Linked DNA regions of Mus musculus: all the other regions are linked to region 2. The links are chromatin loops, found by intact Hi-C in ENCODE. Cell type or tissue: left cerebral cortex. All regions are shown on one strand. Region 1 has its middle 100 kb from the start of Gm40399. Region 2 has its middle 22 kb from the start of Arl4a. Region 3 has its middle 30 kb from the start of Gm40399.

Region 1 (8,000 bases), 170 kb after region 2:
CTTTCTCAACCTGCTTTCCTATACCATCTAAGGCCTCCTGTGCAGGGATGACACTATCCACAGTCTGTGTCAATTATTAATCAAGAAAATGTCCTACAGATTTGCCTAGAAATTAATTTTATGGAGGCAATTTTTAAATTAAGATTCCCTCTTCACAGATATGTCTAGACTTGTGTCAAGCCTAATTGATCCTTTGTCAATTTGACATACAAACATAGCACATTTCATTTCTTGTTTATCCCAAGGTCTCAATATCACAATATATCACAATATTGAACATTATAAAATGTAAAAGTTCCCTAGTCTTTAAAACTTCAAATATTTTAAAACTTCAGTCTCAGCTGGGGATGGTGGCACATGCTTTTAATTCTATACTGGGGAGTCAGAGGCAGACGGTACTCTGAGTTTGGAGCCAGTCTACTCTACAGAGCAAGTTCCAGGATAACCCGGACTATTCAGATAAATCTTGTTTTGAATCCCCTTTCAAAACCAGTTCAGTCTCTTTAAAATATCCACTCTCTTTTAATGTGCAAAGTCTCTCTAAAATCTCTGTGAAATTTCAAAGTATCTTATAGGCTCCTATTAAAAAAATGTGAAGAACCAGGGCATACTCATAATTGAACAAAGCAAACCCCAAATTCCATAGTATAAAAAGTTTAGCCCTTGATGGGTCCCAGTCTGTGACCCATTCATAATCCTTTGGGCTTCAAAAGTCCTGGACCTCTTCCCTGGCTCCACCCTCTGGAACAACTTGTCTTCTAGGCCCAAGCTGACAAAAAAACCAACATGTACACAATGTCATCTGGCAGCACAGTTAGTGTTCTCAACTCTTGAGTGAGCTCTCAAGCTCTAGGTTTCACTTCTGGATCGGAAATGGAAAGACTCCATTGTGGATTTGCTAAATCAACTCTAGACTGGCTTTTCCCAATATTTCAGCCTTAATTACACAGTTAGATAAAGTGCAAATGTGGAGTGGTCAACAGCTTTCACGTAAATGGAAACTTCTAGCAAATTCAAAAAGATTTGATGAACTCTAAGAGAAAGTAAGAGAACTTTTAAACATAGTAATGTTTTGTGTTTTTAAAAAACGTTATTTTGGAGGGAAAAAAGTTGTATCTTGTGGGGTAAAAACAGAAAAAAAAAGATGTAGCTAAAATAAAAATCTCCAAAATAAGAAAAACATTAAGCAGAAACATTTAATTCTCCATTATTCATCCAGAAACTTGTTTGCTAATTTGAATGAGTAGTGATTGCTTAGAAATACTCCAGTTTTCATCTGACCATGAAACACCAGCTACTTCCACATACTCTGACTCCATAGCCAGTCTGCTGACTCCAGAGCCAAAAGAAGTTACAGATAATGTCTTCCTTTGGTATTTCTCCCTGAAGTTTATTATTTCCTCTTTCCTCTCGTCCCATCACTTCCTGCATTTTTGCTTGGCCTTATTCTCTGGCAGACACCTTATTCTTACCTTTGGCTCTTGTCTTCTTTACGGTGAGATCATGGAACAAATTGTTAGAACCTACCCAAGTAAGGGACTTGGACAGAAACCCACAATGGAAAAATCTACTACATGATAGCAGAGAAGAAATTGCGGTTGAATACTTTTTCCGTGAAGCATGCTGTCTTGTTCTGTTCTTCTCATTGCAATAATCGGCACTGATAAATAGGGTCCTTGCACTGACTGAGGAATAGCACTTCCAGGACAACACTTGCTCAACCTCGCCACCTCCCTCAGGCATTTGCCCAAAAGACTCTTGTTGGCCTTTGTCTCTGATTTAAGCATGTCACACTCCCCCAGTATTACTTCAGTTCCAGTATCTTTTAGAAAAGGCATCTCAGAACAAACTCCCTGTGTGCATTGCTGTAGTGTGATAAGGAAGGTGCTTGCATGAATCCAGCCTCCAGGGACCACACCATAAAGGCAGGACTGAGATATTTGAAGATGTTCATGTGAGCTCCCAGCTTTTTGGACTGTTCATCCACTTCCTTTTGTGGCTACCAACCTCTTTATTTTCTTGTTACCCTGGAATTCTGTTTATTTCTTCCACATCTTCAAAAGCATCCCCAGAGACACTTTCCTTGACAATCCCCCTTAATCTGAACTAGATACTCTGCTGAGTATACTTTGACATTATTGCCAATATGTGTTTTAGATACTCTATTATTTCTGTTCTTCTTTTCTCTCATGATGGACTTTTGAGTTACCCGAGAATATAATGTCCTTTTTAAAGATTAAAACAATATTTTTCCTGTGTGTCTGTCATATGTATGTGAATACAGTCAAGGATATGCCAGTGGATGTCAGAGGATAACCATGGTTGTTAGTACTTCCTTGCACCGTGTCAAAGACAGGATCTCTTTGTTGCTTGACTCTGAGTATATCAGACTCTCTGACTCCAGTGTTTCTGGCGATTGTCCAGAATCTGCCTCCCAACTCACTATAGGAGTACTGGGATTACAGATGCACACTGCTGCACACAGCTTCCTCTGGGTTCTGGAGGTTTGAACTCAGATCTTCATGTTTGAGCAACAAGGACTTTACGGCTGAGTCATCTCCTTGTCCATCACTGTGTTCTGTCATCACTGAATGTCCAGGGCCTTTGACTACACTTTGCCTAGAAATCTTATTAATTGAAGAGAAAACAACATTGAAAAGCCATTTGTGAAAACAAATTTTATTTGACTAAAGGCATCAATAGGTATTTTGTGCAATTGGGTTTTCATTCAAATATTTGAAATTTTAGGGATTTATTCAGATTATATTGCCTTTTGGGGAAAGAGATATTGTAAATAATAGAAGTAAAAAGAATTATATTATTAATTTTTACTCAATTCATGTATGTGGATATTTGCTTCTGTGTGTGGCATATGTGCATATGTTAATGCACAAGCAGGTGTGTGTGTTCATGTGGAAGCCAGAGGTTGCATTGGGAATCTTCCTCAATTGCTCTTCCATTTACACTGGGAGGCAGCATACCTCAAGCCCATAGCTGGCAGATATATTCTTACTAGGCAGCTTGCTCTGAAAACCTTGTCTCTGTCTTCTAGGGCTGGAATTGAGGTGAGTCACTGAGGCTGTCCAGCACATGGATTCCCAAGGTTTGAACTCCTGTTCTCTAGTGATGCAGCAAGCACTGTACCAAGTGAGGTGGTTTGCAGCAATCAGTTCTCTGGGCTGTGTCCCTAGCTCTGGAATTGTAACTTCAAATGTAATAAGAGCAAAACATAGACTAGCCATATTTCTGCAATTGCTTTAGCTTCTAAAACCTTTCCTTTTTTCCCTAGCTGATTAAACCTTGGGATACTTTAATGCCACAAATTCAGGCATGGCAATTATCACTTTTCAGAGATTTTGCAAACTGCTAGTTGACCGCTGTTGTCTTTGGTGCATGAAGAGTGAGGGCAAAGATGAACAATGGCTCCACTCTCACTGAAATGGGTTCTGATTGGTGCCTCTCAGTGGTAGTGGTTTGTGGGTGTTATGCACAATTGCTTTATGATAAAAGCAAGGCTGGAGCAGCACTAAGTTAATTGGACAAGACTATCATTAGCAATGGAAGCTCATCAGTGTCTTAACTGCTAATGGTATAAAATGAAGTACAGGAAAAATACTCTGAGCTGGGATGAGCATTATTTTTGATTAATTAGCAGGTTTAATGGTCTTCTGCAACGTGACAGCTATTCTATTGATCCACCTCATTAAGGATCATGAAAGTAAAAGCAACTCCTTTTCATTTTGGTATCAAATCTCTGTGATTCATCCAAATTTCTCAAAGGGCTGCTTGGAATAGTGTTGTTAGTGCCAGATGTGGCTTTCAGTGTGTGTGTGTGTGTGTGCTGATATGAAGTAAGCCTATTGAAATGTCTTAATTCTTATTTGTTTGCTTGGGTACTGGGTAGGGATAAGTAGAACCTTAGAAGGGAGAATGACTGAACAACCACATAAACACTGTATCAAATATTATGCATGAGTAAATCTTAATTATTTTTTATTGTTGACATGAGTTTGTTGAGTGCTATTCCTGCATGAGGAAAACTGACGTATTTTTAACAAACTGTGAAGCAGTTTCTCATGACTTTAATCTCAGCACTCGCAATCACAGGTGGATCTCTGAAAGTCAGGCTCGCCAAGACTACATAGTGAGCCTGTTCTTAAAATATGCAAGAGTTGGGAGATCATGCAATGTGAGTGTGTGTTATTCCTCAAGCAATTTCATGCTGCAGTAAGAGTTTACATAATTGCCTGCTTGTTTCCAGTCTCAGTACAAATGGCAGGAAGAAAAATGAATAAAGCACACAGGGGACCATGGTAACCACAACCTTTCTTTTCTTTTGTTTCCTTTCCTTTCCTTTCCTTTCCTTTCCTTTCCTTTCCTTTCCTTTCCTTTCCTTTCCTTTCTTTCCTTTCCTTTCCTTTCCTTTCCTTTCCTTTCCTTTCCTTTCCTTTCCCTTCCCTTCCCTTCCCTTCCCTTCCCTTCCCTTCCCTTCCCTTCCCTTCCCTTCCCTTCCCTTCCCTTCCCTTCCCTTCCCTTCCCTTCCCTTCCCTTCCCTTCCCTTCCCCTCCCCTCCCCTCCCCTCCCCTCCCCTCCCCTCCCTTTCCTTCTCTTCTCTTCTTTTCTTTTCTTTTTTTCTTTTTTTCTTCAGAGAATCAGTGTGAGAGGCTGGGAAAAAGCAGCAAGGAGCTGGGCAGCTAGGGAGGGTTCTCATCCTAACAAAGACCTACTCTACAGGAATAGAACTCCTCCTGTGCCTGCAGCCTGCTGGGTGGAGCTGATGAAACAAGCTCAGGCAGAGGTACCAGGCAGATGCTCTGCGTTTATTTCTTTGGGAAGATGGAACTCACACTGTGGAGAAGACTCAAAAGGATGTTCCAAGCAGACAGAAGTGACAGATGCCTGTGTCTCCTACCCTCCCTCCCCCTCCCTCCCTCCCTCTTTTCCTCTCCCCTTCATTTATTTTTCTTCCTCTCTCTTCCCCACCCCTAGTTTCTTCAGTCTCTTCATTTTTTTTTCATACCATGTTTTTAGTCATATTAATTGGTGATATTGTGAAACCATATAAGTGTTGCAATTCAAGGCATGGTTAAGATGGCACAAAAACATGATAGTAAACCCAGTATTGTAGACATAGAGACACCTTTGTAGACAAGGAAGCATTAAAAGAAATTTAGTTTTAAAAGCTTATTTTCAAAAAAGCAATTACTTTCTTGGGAAAAGCAAGTACATTTAAGATTATTTATTCCTTTGGAGACTACACGGATGACTTGGGGTCTATGGAACTGCAAACACCATTTTGTTTGTTAATTTAAAGACTGAAAAAGTATCTACATTTTGTTGTAGTGGAGCACATTAGCTCAACCAGTCCTTTGGAACTATTGCCATACATTCTATAGTTACGTGTCTCTAGCTGCATATGTATCAGAAGATGGCCTAGTTGGCCATCATTGGGAAGAGAGGCCCATTGGTCATGCAAACTTTATATGCCTCAGTACAGGGGAACACCAGGGCCAAGAAGTGGGAGTGGGTGGGTAGGGGACTGGAGGGGGAGGGTATGGGGGACTTTGGGGATAGCATTGGAAATGTAAATGAAGGAAATACCTAATAAATAAATAAATAATATATGAATAACCTGGGCAGTGGTGGCACACATGTTTAAACCCAGTGCTTGGAAGGCAGAGGCAGGCAGATCTCTGTGAGTTCAAGTTCATCCTGGTCCACAGACCTAGTTCTAGGACAGCCAAGACTACACAAAGAAACAGAAGAAAAAGATGTATGTACGTATGTATGCATGTATGTATGTATGTATGTATGTATGTATGTATATATCTGTCTATCATCTATTTATACATACCCACATATGTGTATATGAATAAAATGCCAGTCTACTTTCTGTCTTTGTGACAAAATGCATGCTAAAGTGATTACAAAACGAGGAAAGGCTTAGTCAGACCTGGTGACACCATCAGTAATCCTAGCTACTTTGGAGTTTGAGACCCGGAAGACTGACCTGGACTACATAGTGAGTTTGAGGGTAGTCTGGGCAGCTTAGCAAGATCCTGATTAAAGACGAAACAAACAAACAAACAAACAAATGAAAAACAACAACCCAAACCTAGAAACAATAACAAAAAACAAAATACAAGAGGGTTGGGCAAATAGCTTAATGGTAGGACAACACTGGCTTAGCAAGCATGAGGCCCTGGGTGGCAACCCCAGTACAGAGTAGTAGGGATGCTTATCTTCAAGGGCTCAGACGTATGTGCATGGTTTTCTTGGGCATTCGTCAGCATTGTACATCATGATGGACGTATATGAGTGGTTGGTTACCTTCCTTCTTAGCAACCAAGGAACGAAAAGAAAAAAGAAGAGTCCTAGGCCTCCAATATGCTCTTTAAAGAAATGCCCAATTATCAAACCCCCTTCCACTAATCCAATCTCCCAAATTTCCCACTGTCTCTCACTGTCATTAGAAACTGGTCACCAGGGCTTTAGAGCACCAGGGTCCATTCAAGATCCAAAAAAGTAGCAAGCGGCAATGCGTTTAAATACAGGTCAATTTAAAAGCCCTAACTTGGCAAGTCAGTTAAAGGAAAAAACAAACAAACAAACAAACAAACAAACACCCCTCATTTCCAAAAAGGATAGTGCCAATTTTCATGGATTGCAAAGAACTCAATGTACCTTCAACATGATAAGTTCTTAAAACTTTAGACAGAAAAGTGTGGTAACGATGAAAATATGAGAAAGGGCAGAGCCATCTTGATGATGAATCTGTCCTGTTCTAAGCTGTGACATATTATAGAAACTATACATCGGCAAGAAAGTATCATGTACCACTGAGCCCAGTGCTAGGGCATACACAGATTCCTATGCTAACCTCCCCCCCCCCAAAAAAAACCCCAAAACAAAAAAAAAACCCAAAAAACCAACCCTATCTCAGAATGGACAAACAACCTTTGCAACTCTTTAAACTGAGAAGTGTGGAAGGAGTCAGTAACTTTGAAAAAACAAACAAACGAAAAAAAAATCAAACATCTTTTGAAGACTCCTTTTCCTTTTTGAAAATTCACTTTCCTGCCTTCTAATATTTGTTTATGTGGTTGGAATAATGAGCTCTCTAAACACAGCTCTTGCACATTTATTTATAAACCCCAATTGAAATGCAGACCAAGTGCCTTAAATTGTGACTAGTGTGTCATCCCTTCCACTTGCAGGCATTTTACTAACAGAAACAGCAAATGTGTTTTTAAAACCACACTTCACTTTCAAGTCTACTGAGCAACTGAGCAGACAAGACATTAGAGTGAGCCAGGAGTCATCGGGGTCACTGGTCCTGGCTGGGCCATCAGCCCATTTATATAAGCCTCAGGATTCCTTCTCCTGTGGTCACTCTTCAGACTGTGGGGAGTGTGGCCTTTGCCCATGTGTGCGTGCCTGCATGTGTGTGAATTCCTTCACTCTCTCCAATCTGACTCTTAACCTGCTCAGTTCTTATAGTTGCTAGACGTGTTTTCATGCCCACATTTCCTCCTTATTCCTTGAAAGTTTTGCCTTTCTCTGCATTCCGAACTTAGATGTCTGAGCCTCCTGAGCCTGGACAATTTCATCAGAATTAGACTTTCCCCCTCCCAGTCCTGTCTTTGTGACTTAAGATGACAGCTGCTCTGACTGAACCTTCAGCTCTTAACTGGTGGAGCAAATCTTCTCTCCCCATTTCTTATTTCCTTCTTGCTTTTCAGCAATGGGACTTTATAGAGAGCTGAGTTTCTGAGCATCCCCACTTTCTCTGAAGGGCTTTGGCTAGTGATCCCTATTCCCATGCTTTTATGGGGCTGATAGTTGGATATGTCCTTGATTGCGATTTTTCACTCCATTAAAACCATCAGTGGATAGAAGTATGTGTCTCTACATTGAAAGCTTTGACAAAACAAGTCCTCTTGTCCCACAGGAGCTAGAGCCAATATTCCTCTTGTATGTCTTTCTGGTGTGTTTTCATG
Region 2 (8,000 bases):
AATGCATTAGGAGACAGAGATGTGGCAACAAGGCAGAAGGTACACTATATATACTTATATGCTAGACCCTAGCCCTGGGTTCAGTACCCAGCGTACACAGCATATTGAATTCATCCAGCCTGTTGTCCACTTTCACCATAGCTCAACCTGGCCTCTGGTAAGCTGACTCAGAACACTGACAGTGACTTCTAGTAGTTGAGACACCATCTAACCCAAGATCTATTTTACTGTAAAGTATCAGATGCTTTGTGTAACTTAAAGATAGAAAATAGAATGGCTATGCAGGTATATTCACTCTCCGAGGATTCTCACTGGTCAGCTCACAGTTTGGCTAAGTTGAATGATGGTAATTCAGCGACCACATCTATACCAAAACCCAATGAGTTGGACACTCGAAATTAGCAGCATGAAGCTGGACTCAATAGCACACACCTTTTTTCCCCAACACTTGGGAGGCAGAGGCAGTTGGATCTATAGATGCCAGCCTGGTCTACAGAGCAAGTTCTAGGACAGCCAGGACTACATAGAGGACTCTATTTTGAAAAAAAAAAAAACAGTGATATGAATTACATCTTAATAAAGCTCTATCCCAATAAAGCTGTATTTTTTAAAAACAAATGAATTACAAGTGAAAAATGAGTTTTTACTTTTTACCCATACTTTAAATACATTTATCTAAACCCCCTCACATGAAGACTTGATTCTATCACTTAAGAAATTTAGAGAATTTCCTAGAGCATACATTCTAGGGCCACCAGAGGATTTGTTGATGTATTACTGAAGATCTTGAGAATAGCTCACCCCAACCCATAGTTTCTGAAAGACAGAGTAGATGTCTTGCCTTCCATGGCATCCTCTTATCATGTAATCTCAGACAGCAAAGCTCACTCTTCCCTGCTCCAAGGTAGGTCCTTCAGAACACACACACACACACACACACACACACACACACACACACACACACACACACACACACACAGAGAGAGAGAGAGAGAGAGAGAGAGAGAGAGAGAGAGAGAGCATATGCATTTTCCAGTCAAGGTTCCTGTGATGGTTGGTGGTGTCAGCTGGTTTCACCTTGAAACAAGCCTCAGGGCACCCCATGAGGGGTTATCTAGATTGTATTAGCTTTTGGGATGTCTGTGGACTATTGCTTCCACAAGGTTGATTGATGTGGGAAGCCCTGTGTTAACTGTGGGCAGTACCCTGGACTGTGTAAAGAGAAAAGGTAAGCTGGGCACTACCACTCACCGCTCTGTGTTAGATTGTGGAGCTGGGGTGACCAGTTGCTTCCAGGTCAGGATGGACTGTGAGCTCAAAGAAACCCTTTCTTCCACAACACATCAACTTTGTGACATGGAAGCAACAGAAAAAGAAACGGTCCTGCAGGTTAGTTCAAGCTAACCTGAAACTCTGAAAACAACTCTTGGCTGTTCTCCTGCCTTGCCTCCCAAGGACTGGGATTATACACCTGAATTACCATGCCTGGCTTCTTTGCAGCCCTTTAGAATGGGAAGTGTGTCATGTGATACAGTTGTAAAAACAAGGCTTTGAAATTATTAAAAATGAAGCAAACTAAGCAGAATCACTCTGGGAACATTAATCTTGCTAAGTATATTTTAAGCATTTCCAAAGATTACATAAAATCATCTAAGAACATAGACTCTCGAAAAGAGTCTCATAATAAAGCTTTTTTTTTTAACTATCCACACGTTTTTGAACTGTTTTTCCATTATTCATTAATTCATTAATTGAAGAAACGTTCTAAACTAAAACTGGATCTACTCTCTGAGCCACCTACAACACTCCTTAGTGTTTACTTAAGGACTCCATGATGACAGGTCACAGAGATGCATGCATAGCAGTATTTACCACAGTAGTGGTCGTCATTGCTATTATGGGAACAACCCAAGTGAAGAAGGATAAAGAAAATATGCTACATAGATGTGATAGAAATGTTTAAAACCATAAAAATGAATGAAATTATATTTGTGAAATATGGATGCAACTAGAGATAATTATGTGTGTTTAGTTTCAGAATGACCAATATTGCGCTTTCAGTTGTGATTCCTAGATTTTATATACTACATAAAACCACGGATGTGCATACAACATGAAACTGAAAGCAAAACTGCCCAGGGGGGAATGATGAGGACAGGAAGATGAGGGAGGAGGGAGATGGAGGAGGGAGAGGGAGGAGGGAGAGGAGGGAGGGAAGGTAGAAGGGATGGTGTTGAACGGGCTGAGCAGAAGTCTGCTCTGCTGTGAAAATGTCCTGTGTGACACAGTGCTGTGTACAATCGGACACACAGTGAAAACAAAGGAGTGTGCCTGTAACCCTAGGCTTGCTGATATTTTAAAGGAAGGCAATCAATACAGTGTTTCTGATTCGTCCTGGTCATTGATTTCCCTGACTATGAATCCTTGGGATTTGAATTCCATACCTCACGGATTTATGAGAGAGCATAAATTTATATAGAATCTTTTTTTTTTACCTTGTTAAAATGTTTCCACACATTCTTTGGAAACAATTATCTAAGTGAAATAATCAGATGTTTAGGTTGCTAATGTCCAACGGAAGGCTAAGGTTTTAGAAACAAAACAATGCCTTGTTAGACATTTCATGTGTTCAAATTAATTGGAGAATTAAAAAGCTATCAGAAGTGACAACAACCCCACCTCTCACACATAATTATGAAAGAGATATAAATATTGTGGACAGTTTGTGAAAAATCCATACCTTTGAGGCTTTTAATTGCAGAAATCAGAGTATTTAGAATAACAGTTTGTAGAATGTACACTTTTTAGAAGCTTAAATTGTGGTGGAAGAATGTGTTAGGGATGTGGTTGTCATTTCTGGTAGCTTTTTAATTCTCCAATTAATTTGTACACATAAAATGTCTAACAAAGCAATATATTGTTTCCAAAACATTAGCCTTCAGTTGGACATTAGCAACCTGAACATCTGATTATTTCGTGATATACAGAAACCTAGCCTGTGTTAAAGAGGACCATGGATTTTTGCAGTCCTGTTAAGAGCAGAGGCTCTGGTGTTGACCATTATTTATAGCAGGCTTCGTATCCCTGTTTGTGACAGATGGGTGGTTTTACTGGAAAGGAGGATTCGGAGATAAAGCAGGAGTCTAGTCAGAGGTGAAGAGGAGGCTCGTGTTCCTCATCTTATCTTCTGTTTAGTGTGAGTGTGTGAGCGTGCGTACGTGTTAGTTGCTGAGAGCCCCTTCCTGTCTGCTGGAACGGAACTGAGAGGGGTGGTGCAGCGTTAGAGGTTCCGAAATCTAAGAGCCACTTTCCTTTCCCACCGCTTTCCGCTGACTCAGTCCAGCAGTGAGCCCCGCAGGACCGAGAGGTCTTTGTGTTCAGATTATTTTACTAGCTACAAACGCCACACCCTTGTAGTACAGACACAGAACACTTTGTCCTTCCAGGAGGTCGGGACTTTGACCACAGCCCTGGGATTTCAAAGCTGCCTCACGGAGGCTTGTCTACTGTGATCTAAAGTGTTGAGCCCAGTGAGGGTCCCGTTATAAAGCAGTTTTACAACTGCTTGCTGCTAGACTCCCACACTAGTGAGGCTATATCTTTAAAACAGCACATAGTCTGTTTTGAAGGGGAAAAGGCCATTGCTCTACACAGGCAGCTGTAAGGAAAGAGTTGGTGTCTGAAAGGAGAGCTGAACTGGAGACTGGGGTGGAGTTGGCACCCAGAGTTTTAGCTTCCTAAACTGGGAGTAGTCACCGTCATTAGGACTTATAATTCTCTTCTCCGGACACTGCAAGGCTTGAAATGGTTATGTACAGTATTCTAAATCCTCTTCAAAGCGAATCTTGGCATTGGACAATATGATACTTCCCTAGTAACTGTATGAAATGGGATCTCTCTCTTCCAAAAGTGTAAATCCAGTAAGAACAGCTAAATTATGTGTACATGTTTATGTCTGAGTATTAGTATGTGCACACCTGAGTGTAGGTATCCACAAAGTCCAGAAGAAGGTATCAGATCCTCTGGAACTGGACATGGGCAGTCACAATGACGCCATTCGCCCCCCCCCCATTAGTGTTAGAACCCCTTAGGTCCCCTGCAAGCGCTGCACACTATAACCACTGAGATACCTCTCCAGCCTTAAAGCTAATGAGCTGAAGGAAAGACATTTACCCTAAGAGCACTGGGCCATGAGCCAACAGTCGTTTATAGGTCACCTTCACGACGCCCAGCTCCCAAACATCTGTCAATCTCAGGCTTCTCTTGGGCACGCACCACTGGCTGTATGAAGCTCGGCAGGGAATGGCTCCCCAGTTTTTGCCAACTGGCTTCTCTCATAGGCTAATCTTGATTGCTTTCTATTGTCTACCCTGCCGCCATAACATCTTCATAAAGGAAGGTCATGAATACTTTGTGTTTTCAAAGCATCCTAGCTGAAGTGAAAAGAAAAAGGAGTTTGGAGTTCATGTCGAGTCTCAGGAGAGGGCAACCGCTCTCTGGCCTGTAAGTACAGGAACTTCACCTTCAAGGTGACCTTAGCAGCCAACAAGTTTGCATGCCTAGAGCAATCTGACCAAATCAGTTATTATCACACATGTAGCCACTGAGCTACACCTCCAGGCCCCTTTTATTTTCATTAAAAAATCCAAACATTTACATTTTTAAAAATTTATATATACTTACAGCTTTGTTTTTATTTCAGATGAAACTTTTTCAGGCCCAGATCAATACAAATATTCATTAAAAAAAAACAAAAACAAAACAAAACAACAACAAAAACTTTAAGCAGCGTAAATCATTTCTTAACCCCAAACTTTGGTCTGGAGACCAAAGAATCTCAGAAATAAAAGGTGATGAAGTAAATAAATAACAGTTGTCAACTCAAAGGGAGTAAGAGACACTTTATTCTGGAACCAAATATAAGAGGCCCTTGCTTGGGAATACAGATTCAGGTTGCTCCAATTACCATGTTCCAATGAGGTAACAATTTTATGAACTTTTTATAGTAACAGAACAAAACCATAAATCAAAATGCTTTTAAAAACATTGGTTTGTACATCAAATAGCCGGATTGCAGCAAAACAAGCCCCTGCAGTAGGAGTGCTAGCTGCCTTTATGTCAACCTGACACAAACTAAAGTCATCAGAGAGGAGGGAGCATCAACTATGAAAATGCCACCATAAGTCAGGGCTGAATGCAGCCTGGAGAGTATTGTCTTAATAAATTATTGATGGGCAAGGGCCTAGTCCATTGTGGGTGGTGCCATCCCTGAGCTGGTGGTCCTGCGTTCTATAAGAAACAAGCTGAGCAAGCCATTAAGTAATATCCCTCCATGGCCTCTGCATCAGCTCCTGCTTCCTGACCTGCTTGAGTTCCTGTCCTGACTTCCTTCAATGATGAACATTGATATGGAAGTGTAAGCCAAATAAACCCGTTCTTCCCCAATTTGGACAACCATGTCAACATCCCAGCAATAGTAACCCTAAGCTATGTAGGCCTCAAAAGTGCTCTGAGAACTATTAGCTTTGGGGTTGATGAAAGTTAGGGATCTGCTCAAACACTACAAAGGAATTTACTTCCCAGTTACGAGGATATTATGTCGCGCACAGCTGGGTACTAAATGGCTGTTTAGATGTTAAGACAGCTCAAGGTAATATGGCTGTGGGCTTGCAACAGTCTGACCCCTCTACAATCATCACGGTTATGATCAATCAGCCCTTGTAGACTGTTCCATGCAGCTGTGGCCTTTTGGAGTTTTATATCATGAAAAGGTTTTTCTTTCTCTCCTCTCTCAGAGTGTAGCTCAGTCTGGCTAAAACGGAGGCAAACATCACGCCCTAAGGCCTCTTGAATACTGGGATTACAGGTATTAACCACCATGCCCACTTCAGAAATAACAGATTTAATGAGCCGAAACAGGTGCCAGCCAAAACGAAATAACTGATTCTGGATGCCCTCGGCCACCAGTCACAAGGCCAGGCAGCAGGTGGGAAAAGATCCTCTAGACCTAAGAAGCTGAAGTATACTTTATAGTGAAAATTTGGGAAGGAAGACGCAAGTTCTCTTTTACATTTCTATACTCCCTGTTGAAGAGGGAGGGGGAGCTATGAGAAGAAGATGGACAGCTTCCAGGCAGCAGCAATCCTTGTCTCTGGACTAGTTGGGAGGCAAACATGATAGTGTGGCAACTCCAGGATCTCCACAGGATTTGAGGTAAAGTTCAGTGGGCTTTCAAGAATGGAAAATCGTCTTTTGTTCTTTAGCTAGTAGCTTACTGCTTACTAATACCTACCCCCCCCCACCTCTGCCCTTCCATCCTATGTCCCTTTGTAATTAAACTTAGCACTCTTCATCTTTTTCTTATAAATACAAAAGTCTTAATTTAATTTTGTGTTTGGCTTTGTAAGAGCGAGCTGATTTGATCACTTTCTCCACAATTTTGTTTCCTGCTGAGATAATGTTCCTTCTAGTCGGTGGCCGAATGACACTGAACCTCAGACTTGGCTTTCATCTCCATCCATTCTCTCCCTCCAACTGGTCTCATCTGGAGCTGTGAATTTCAAGCCAGCTGCAGGCTGTTGAGTCCAAAATGTCTATATTCACTCCTGACAACTCCCTCAGTGCCGGACACTTAGTACTCACCTTCTGTATTTATTGGTCATTGCAAACATAGACTTCAGTATTCTTCAAACCTTTTTCTTTCCCAACCTTGTTCATTTTGTGTAAGCTATCACTCCCATTTTGAAAACAGTTGCATGGCTTCTTGTTTGCATACCTTTCCAGTCTCTTTTCTTTTTCTATACAGACTAGTTTTTCTGGAGTTTACTTCCCAGGGCAACTAGAAAACATGAAGGTCTGTCATCGAGCCTTGGGTCTGGAGATGCATGGGGGAGATATTTGAAGAAGATGGTTCTGTGGTAGGAAAGTCAGACATGACAGAAAGGCATCAGGATTAACTAATGAAAGAAGCCTGGTGGTGGAAGGACTGAAAACCCCTCCCCACCAGGCCTACAGGCAAGGAAGAGAAGCCCCGAGGTCTCCAAGCTTGATGAGTCAGCAGCTCACTTCCATAAAAGATACTTTTGCAGGCAGCCTTGCATTGATTCCTCCCTTGAAGTCCCACCCACTCTGCGGGATGGGGAATTTCTTCTCACTTTTTAAAAATGTCTGCTTGCTCTGCTTGTCTGTCCTTCCTTATTCTTTTGGGGTATAAAACAAAGAACATGAACACCACTGGCTTGGGGTGGCCTTGATGACTATAGATTAATTGTTCAGCATCCCGACTCTCTGACTTGAGCTCACTAAGAGCTCTGGCTCACACAATGAATCCCCATCACAGGGGTGGTTTGAGCCATGTTAATGACCCACAAAAGCTCATCATTAGAGCTTCCTGCCTTTCCTAGCTCTCGGGCCTGTTTCCATTCACAGGACCACTCTCTATCTTAATAACAGTTTTATTTCTTCTACTGTCCCTGTGTACCTGGTCCAATACTTTGTTTTGGACCAATACATAAGAACCTAGAAATCCCAGGGAGTTGCCCTGGCCATAACAGTTGGTAGTGGATACAAGTAAGGCGAATGTCCTAATAAAATACTTCATGCACCATTTTATGAAGTTTTCGAAAGTCTTACATTGCTAAGGCTGACTAGAACACTAGAATTAGGAAGGATACTTCTTTTGTTGGCCATGATGATCCAAAGGTATCTCTATCCCTTTTTTTAAAATTTGTTTCTTATTCAGTTAAATAATAACTTGCATATGTTTTGTTTTTAATTCTCCTTAACAAAAGCGCTTTCTCTAAAACCAACCTAAAGTTTGTATCTTCTCTGAATGTTCAGGCCTAGTTTCCAAAGCAAGCATTGGCCAAGTAAGTCATTTGGAGATAGTTAAATATCTGAGGAGCTATGTTGATAAGTAGCCTTGGATTTACCCAGAATCTGTTAAAGTATAACCTCATAGCTATAAGTCTGAGTAATTGGTGTTGGAGTGGGAGGACACA
Region 3 (8,000 bases), 96 kb after region 2:
GTAAGCTTGGAGGCAACGATGCTCAGGTATACACTTCTCACGTGCTTCTTAAGTGACTTATTTCTTTATATGACTCAGATTTTAAGAGACTTGTGTGTACAAGCCATTTTACTTAGAATTTGTAGTGGAATTCTGTAAATCACAAAGCCACACCTTTCAGTTTAATATGTTTCTTGAACCAAGTCATGTCTAATTCACCTTAGTTGTGGGTAAAGTAACTACTATTTAAATGCAGTTATTTTTGAAGAATGATTTCATCAGCAAGAAACATTGCAACACATTCTATAAGCTCTTGTATTAGGTAAGCAAAAGCCACTTGGAAGGTCTACATGCACCTGCTTTCTTCTAAGACGCAGTCATCAACAAACATGATAACTAAGTTTTATCAAGCTTTTTGGCAGCTCTTTCTGATTAGATGAGTTATAACATAGATTATATTATTTTAAAGCAACAAACTCCTGGTAAGAAGTTTTTTTAAAGTTTATAATTCTTAAATATAAAAATAAATTAATTTTTGTAAATGCAGATATTGCATAACCACCATGCAGGTTAACATCTGTATATTGATATTATTACCAATTCTCACCAGGACCTATCTTAGGAGGCTCCATTATGTCTGTCCAAAGGTAGTTATTACTATCACCCTTGTCACCAAATGTTAAATTTCTTACACTTGAACTTTCCTTAAATACAATTACAAATGGTGGGGATGTAGCCTGCTTAAAATTGTGAGGTCCTAGATTCAGTTCTCAGTATCACACGCGCACACACACACACACACACACACACACACACACACACACACTATATTAAAATTTTAATCCGACAGGCCAGGAGTGGTGGTGCATGCCTTTAATCCAAACACCTAGGAGGCAAAGGTAGGCCAAAGCCAGATACAAGTTCTACGGCTACACAGAGAAATCTGGTCTAAAAAAACAAAAAAACAAAGAAAGAAACAAACAAAAAAAAACCCCAAATCCCCACGAAATCTGAGACTTAACTCAGGAAATATACAAGGGGGAAAGAATGGACACAAGAAGAAAGGCTGATTATATTTTCCCTAGAAGTAAACTAAAAAAATAAAACATGAAGAGGATCATAAGTCTATAATGCTTGAATGATTCTTTATAGAGTAGACAAGTTTCTGAACACAAGATGTGCAGCTATGCATTGGTTTTTATTCTGAGACGTCTTTGCCCATAAGTTGTGTGCCCCTGAGTATGAGATCTGTAACTCAGCTGTGTGTAGAGATACATAATCTTTCTCATTAGTGTACAGCTCAAATATCTTACAATTATCCATCTACAGTGAATAGATATTTGAGCCAAATTTAGTTTTACATGCATGCTGTGCAATTCTTTGAATGGAGAAAATCTCCATCATTCCTGGTGTTAAGCTTGTTTGATAATGGTATTTTTAAGCTTGTTTGATAATGGTATTTTTAGTTTAAGTATACACCACAAAATGATATAGGCATCCATTCTGATCAGCTGTTTGAGGTTTTCAGATGCCCCACATGTTCAGCCTTGCTGGGTATTGTCAGTTGTTTGCCTCTAAAGTTCTGTTCTATGTATCATAATAGTCAAGGGTAGTTTAATCGAAGTTTTCCTGATTATTCATGTGCTAGCTCTTTTCCATACATGTATCACCTTTGATAGTTACAACCACACGAAAACTTATCTTGGTCATTTCTCCTGAGAACTTCATGTTTTACTTTTTAACTATTATAAAGCTAAATTTTAGACTTTTTTGAATGCAGAGATTATTTGCAGGTAGACTCTGGATTATCTCAGAGTATGCAAGTTAAAATATCAGAAATGTGGTCTGATGTAAAGTAGTTTCTCTTTCCAGTTGGAGACTTGAACATAGTGAAATGGACTACCATCGGCCAATAACAAACCATCAAGAAAGCACACAACTAGACTTTATTTTCCTGATACACATATGGTAAGTTGCTAGTTTGGAAACCATGTCAGAGATGGCCCATTGATTTTATTACTGTGTGGCCAAACACCATTATTAAGAATGGAGCAAGTTGCTTTCAGAGGTCAAGTATACCCTTTATGAAGTGTACTCAAGTAGAAACTGATGCTCATTTGCCAGAGAATAAGAACAGAGTTTTGAATTAAAGTGTAAATGTAACTAGTTTAAACTAAGTTTCTTCTAAACAATGAGATCACTTAATTTTAGGAAATGGGGATTTTTTTTTTAATACAAAAATGCCAATTGCAGGCCTTGAGAAATGGCTCAGCAGGTAAGAACACACAGACTAATAGTGAACCTGAGTTCAATTCAAAGTGTTGGTATCAGGAGCTGACTTTACCATTGCAAAACACCTCCAAACCCAGCCATACATTCCCAACGTCCATTTAGTTTACCTCCCGTCTTTACCAGAGAGCGGTTATATCACAGCCTAAATAAAAGGCAGACCCTCTTGAGCTTCCCACTCTCTCTCTTTTTCTCTTTTCTCCTTTTGTCTCCATAGCTCCCTCTTGTCCCCTTCCCCCACAATAAAGCTCTCTCACGTGGAACTGCATTGGCTTGGTGTGGTCTGTCTGGACATGAGCCTTGATTCTAACACAACACAAAGAACCTGTGTTCAATTCCAAGCACCCTGCCTGGTGGCTTATAACTCTAGTTCCAAGGAATTCATGCCTTTTTCTGACCTCCAGGAGCACCGGGCATGCACCTGATATACATACACATACATGTAAGGAAAACACCAGTACAAATAAAGGAAAGTAATGTTAAAAATGGAAAACAAACCAAACCAACCAACCAACAAACAAAAACCATCAGTTGCACGTCTCTAAAAGATGCCATGATGTTCATGAACCCAGCCAGTCTTAATAATGACTCTGTATAGCAAGCAATACACCTTAATTTCTATTTTATGGATGAAGAAAATGGAGGGCTGAACTTGTTCCAGCTGACTAGCTCCTGGCAGAGACACTTGGCATTGGCCTTGCTTCTCAGTTACTGTGTCTTAGAAGCTGGAATTTATAATCCCCAAGGAACAGGTTGAGCAAACAGATATCCAGCTGTGGGATCAAGGGTGTGTTCAGACGCTTGGCGTTATGCATATGATGTATATGCACATATTTATATCTGATATGTGTATGCCTATGCATATATATTCATTTGCATTGTTTATGGGTGAGATATAGTGTTGGGGGATAATATACAGAATATGCAGGAGCTAAAGTAAATATTGGATTTATATCATGAGGACATCAAGGGCTTGGAGAGAAGCAGACAGACGGATAAGATGACACAAAGAACACCTGTTAAGGGGAATGAGTACAAAGATAATGGCTTCTTGAAAGCCTCTGTTGGCTATATATTGTGGTTGAGAGACACTGAAAGTGAAGTTTTACTGGCACTTAAAAATTCTCTGTGCATACATTCTATATGGCATTCCTTAAAAGTTAGAATAAAAATATTTGAGGGGACCCTTTTACATCAAAAGAAGAAATGGGCAAAAAGGCACAAGAAGACAGTCATTTGTTATTTAGCAAAAATGTCATTATATAGATGTGCCTAAAAATTCTGTTAATTTGTGCAAAAGCCCCTAAATCTTAAAATGGTTATTTTGCTTTATCTAAGCTCCCAACTGTTTGGTATGGATTCAGTAATACAGGTCTATGTTTGTGGCTTTCTATCTCGTAGAGAAGTTTAGATTTCCAAAGAGAAACGCTTTGTGCTGTCTGTAGGCATTGAAAGCCAGACTGAGAATCCTGTTCCTTTCTTGCTGTGTTCAGTGGAGCTGTTGTTTTATCACTTGCCAAGTCGTGGCCACCTGTGGCTCTGCCTTGGCAGCTCTGCACTCAGCAGGCCAGACATTAGGCTCACAGGAAAAGCCTCCTGAAGCGGAGCAAAAAAACGCAATCCTCTCACATGACCAACACTCTGATCAAAGGATTTGCTGAACACATGAGCTGACGTGTTTGCTTCGAGCAGACACTGTCCACTGCTTTTGTTGGCAACGCTGCCAAAGGCTTTTGCACACAAACAATTAGTTGCAAGTCATCTGATTTTCCACACAGGAAACCCAGCATAGAATAGACAGTCCTCTAAAGATTTATCTTCTCTTTTCCTGTTGTGTGTATTCTGTTAAACCTCAGTCACTAATAGACTAATGACGAAGGCCTGGGATCCCTCTGGGAAGTAGCACGTAGTCTCAGGGTTTCTCTAAATATACTTAAGAAGCTTAAGTTTGCCATCTAAGACTCAAGGTGAGCTGAGATGAATCAGCAAAAAAAAAAAAAAAAAAAACCTGGCCAAGACTGTGGAAGTGTAATTAACTCGCTCTTTTAGAAGATTTTTGATACCTTATTTGTATCTGTTCTTGGTAGTCAGGGATATGTCTCTATCTTGTGCCATTTTGAGCTCTTCTCTTCCTTTACAACATGGTTTGATTAAGAGAATGAACTTCGTTATTTAACGGTGGGCAAGACTATTGATTGGGTATAAGCTAAGTTATAAAACTGTTTAAACAAACAACTTTACAGGCTGAATAATTTGCCATGGCTTAGCTTCCAGGAGACACCCTGGCAACTCTTTAGCCTTTGGGAAAATCTCTGACACATAACAATGCAGGAACATTACAGCCTGGGATCTGATGGCATCTAGCCCAGCTAGACAACTAGATTACTAGGACAGCACATTTTACATGCTTCTTTGAGTTTCAATATTCCTATCTCTGAAAAATGACAAGTATATTAACAACAATATTTATAATGGCAAGGTACACACTTATAAATGTCAGTTCTTAGGCAGAGGGCAGAGGGCAGAGGGCAGAGGGCAGAGGGCAGAGCGCAGAGGGCAGAGGCAGAGGCAGAGGCAGAGGCTGAGGCTGAGGCTGAGGCTGATATGTCTTTGTGAGTTGTAGGCTAGCTAGAGCTGGAGAATGAGAACTTGCCTCAACAGAATCAAACCACACCAACAACACTACCACAGTATTAACAAAGGCCAACATCCGTACCATACTTTTTACATGCCTCATGCTATGACTATAATAACTTATGTTTGACCTCACAATGAGAAGTCTACTGTAATATTTGTTTTACTGATGAAGAACTGAGAGGCACAGAGGTTAAGCTGCAAATCATCAGATTTAGAAAGTGGACGAACTGGATGGACTGTGAACATAGGATGCTGTCTACAAAGCATATGTACTATACCATCCTTACGATGCTGCTACTTTCTGACTGGGTGTTCATATAGACGTAGATAAGACTCTTACAATGTCTTCTTCCATTCATCTTACTGTGGTGGTTTGAAAAACGACCCTCATAGACCCATTGGGGGAGTGGTATCACTAGGGGCTTTTGTCTTGTTGAACACATAAGGTTTTATTGGAGGAAATGTGTCACAGGAGGTGGGCTTTGAGGCTTCAGAAGCTCAAACTATGCCCAGTGGCTCACTGTCTTTTCCTGCTCCTTGCCAATTCGGATGTAGAACTCTCAGCTACCTCTCCGGCATCAATTAATTCTGCCTGCATGCTCACCATTCTTAAGACCCAGTCAAAAGCATAGAATACTTTTGAGCCTTGGGTGAAGACATGGCATTCAGACTTGCTCTAAAGAGTACAGCATTACATACTATTTTCTCCTTCCTTAAGGGTTAATCCAGCTGGGATGTTAATCACCTGGCCAAAAGACCATCATCCAGAAAGACCAATTCATCTAAAGCCATGCTAGTGAAACGGGAGGCACATTTTTTTATCTCCCTAGTAAGACAGCATGCATTTTCTTCCCCGGTGTGGTCACTTATGAAGCTGTTGTCATGCAGGTCTGCTTAGTCTGTTCTTCTAAAATTACTCAGAGAAGTGAACCTCTCCCCTCTTTCCATCCTGTTTCTTTTTCCTTTTGGATACTAACCAGATCCTAGGCATGTCTTTATCTGATGTTCTGGACTTTCTCACTCTTTTTCTGAAGCGTCTCCCTGCCATGAGACAGCTTATCCACCATGTAAGTACTTGGTGACATTATACTTCTTAACTTTAATAGAAGAATTTAAAATGGGCTCAGAAGCTAGTTGGAAGCTATTTTATAAGCATTTAAATGTAAAACAATGTGCCAGGCAAGCTGTAAATCTTCTCTATCCCCCTTCTCTTATCAATGAGTTTAAGAACCTTAAGAGGGGCGTCAAATTCCCTGGTGCTGTGCAAAGGAAGATGGCTAGCTGCACTCCTGTGCTCTTGTTCTCAGTCTACTAAAAGTATCCCTGTTGGGACAACCAACAACTGCCTTCAGACATTGCCAAGTATCTCTTGGACGGCAAAACCACTCCTTCCTCAAGAAGGACCATGCTTTAGAGTAAGAAAAGCACCACGTATTTGATGTTGCAGATTATTGATTATAACACTGATTGAATACAAGTTGGTTTTAAATGTTAAAATTTTGGAGTTGGTGCCAGTGATGGCTTAGGGGTTAAGAGGACAGGTTGCTCTTCCAGAGGACCTGGTTTGAGTCCTAGCATCATACATTCAAAAATCATATCTTCGCTATTTCCTTTAAATACCAATTTTCTTATGGGTTCAATCCATCACTTAAAATGTTGGGGTGGAAATAAAGTAAGAATGACCCCTAAACTATAACTTTGGACTTCAAATGTGAGAATGAAGAAATAGTAGTTAAAGTCACCCTTTAAAATATTAGGTTAGCAACACAATTCCACACTCGCCTCTGACAGGTGTGATATCTTTGTACAGGACAATGGCTACCAAAGTGATTTGGGACCCTGGGAATTTGTAACTCAGTGGGCCATAAAATACAGTTTTATCTGATGGAGCTATGAGTGACATCTGTACTACCACTGAGTTATGGAAAAGGGGAATGTACTTAGAGCCAGCATAGATAGGCAGATGTTCTACTAGAAATAATGATTTATTTCTGGTTGTTGGAGCTTCTGGCCTTTTCTACCCATCAGAACACCTCGATTACTGAGAAAGAAAAGCAGTTCAGGGCCTGAGTCCTTTCCCTGGGACAAAGACTTGGTAGTACATCTGCAGCCATTGAAGTCTTTAGAAATTAGATGGCAACTTTTTTTCCCTTTCAGTGACAAATAGCTGAATTCTCACTAAGATGTTTCTTTGTTAAAAAGCATGTTCACATCATGACTGCACCCTAAGTGTTACCCACAAGAAGGATTTGCCTGGCAGGAAAAACGACTTAAATATACGGAAGAACCACAAAAAACAAAACAAAACAAAACAAAACAAACAAACAAAAAAACACCCCAGGAAATACATCTGAGAAATGATTGTCTCAGGAACAGAACATTCTTTCTACATCTACAGATGAATTTGCAGAACTGTCTATCTTTGTGATAGTCATACATATCATTTACATAGCCTTTCATCTGTTACAGGAAGGGAATGTAAAGCATACATTAGAACTTAAAAGATGTAATTGTTATTTTTTTCTTATGCATCATTTCTGGACTGGTTATGCTAAAGATTCTAGATTGTTATTATGAGGAAGATGTTGAGTCAGGAAAACATGAACTAGAATCACACTTAAGAGTCTAAAAGGGAGTTATATGTCTAAAGACATGTTTTTAAGCACACAGGGAACAAAACAGAATGCCAGTATAAGAAAAAGGAAAATAAAGGCAGAACTGAGTTCAGTAATTGGGACAATAGATTTCATTTGACATGAAAATGGAAAAAGGTTCAAACACAGAAACTTAAATAAAAAAGAAGGCATGTGCTGATATAAAGAAAGGAGAATTTTGGCAGTAATAAGATCATATTTAATAGTTTTGTTCATTAATCACAAGGGGAACATTCTCTTAAAATCCATTCAGTTCCCACGGGTGAGTGTCTGAACATTGTCTAAGACTGCTTTGATTTACAACAGCCTTCTTTGGCATAGTCCTGAGGAAAGTAATTCTGGATGGCCTTCCATCAAAGCTCAGCAACTATGAGCAAAAGACGTTTGGGAAGCGGAATGTTTGAGTGGGTTAGTGGCTGGGTTTATTAGTTCTGCATGAGC

Evidence for each region. Hi-C counts contacts between places; a loop is a spot of excess contacts. Peaks named below come from ENCODE experiments on the same cell type or tissue, not always from the same donor. Only the 100,000 strongest peaks of a DNase experiment are listed, where the experiment ranks them.
Region 1: it touches region 2 in a loop (3-fold over the local background); 3 of 42 quality-filtered maps call a loop at or near these places.
Region 3: it touches region 2 in a loop (2.1-fold over the local background); 2 of 42 quality-filtered maps call a loop at or near these places.

The regions. Positions count from the first base shown.
Region 1 is chr12:39,845,398-39,853,397 of GRCm38, reverse strand. No RefSeq gene overlaps it. Among named protein-coding and RNA genes, the nearest start is that of Gm40399, 100 kb to the left of the region's middle. In left cerebral cortex, no CTCF peak of the experiment used is centred here; a DNase peak (open chromatin) is centred at 4,771.
Region 2 is chr12:40,012,450-40,020,449 of GRCm38, reverse strand. No RefSeq gene overlaps it. Among named protein-coding and RNA genes, the nearest start is that of Arl4a, 22 kb to the left of the region's middle. In left cerebral cortex, no CTCF peak of the experiment used is centred here; a DNase peak (open chromatin) is centred at 3,348; H3K4me3 peaks cover 793 bases; H3K27ac peaks cover 1,658 bases.
Region 3 is chr12:39,916,650-39,924,649 of GRCm38, reverse strand. No RefSeq gene overlaps it. Among named protein-coding and RNA genes, the nearest start is that of Gm40399, 30 kb to the left of the region's middle. In left cerebral cortex, no CTCF peak of the experiment used is centred here; a DNase peak (open chromatin) is centred at 3,809.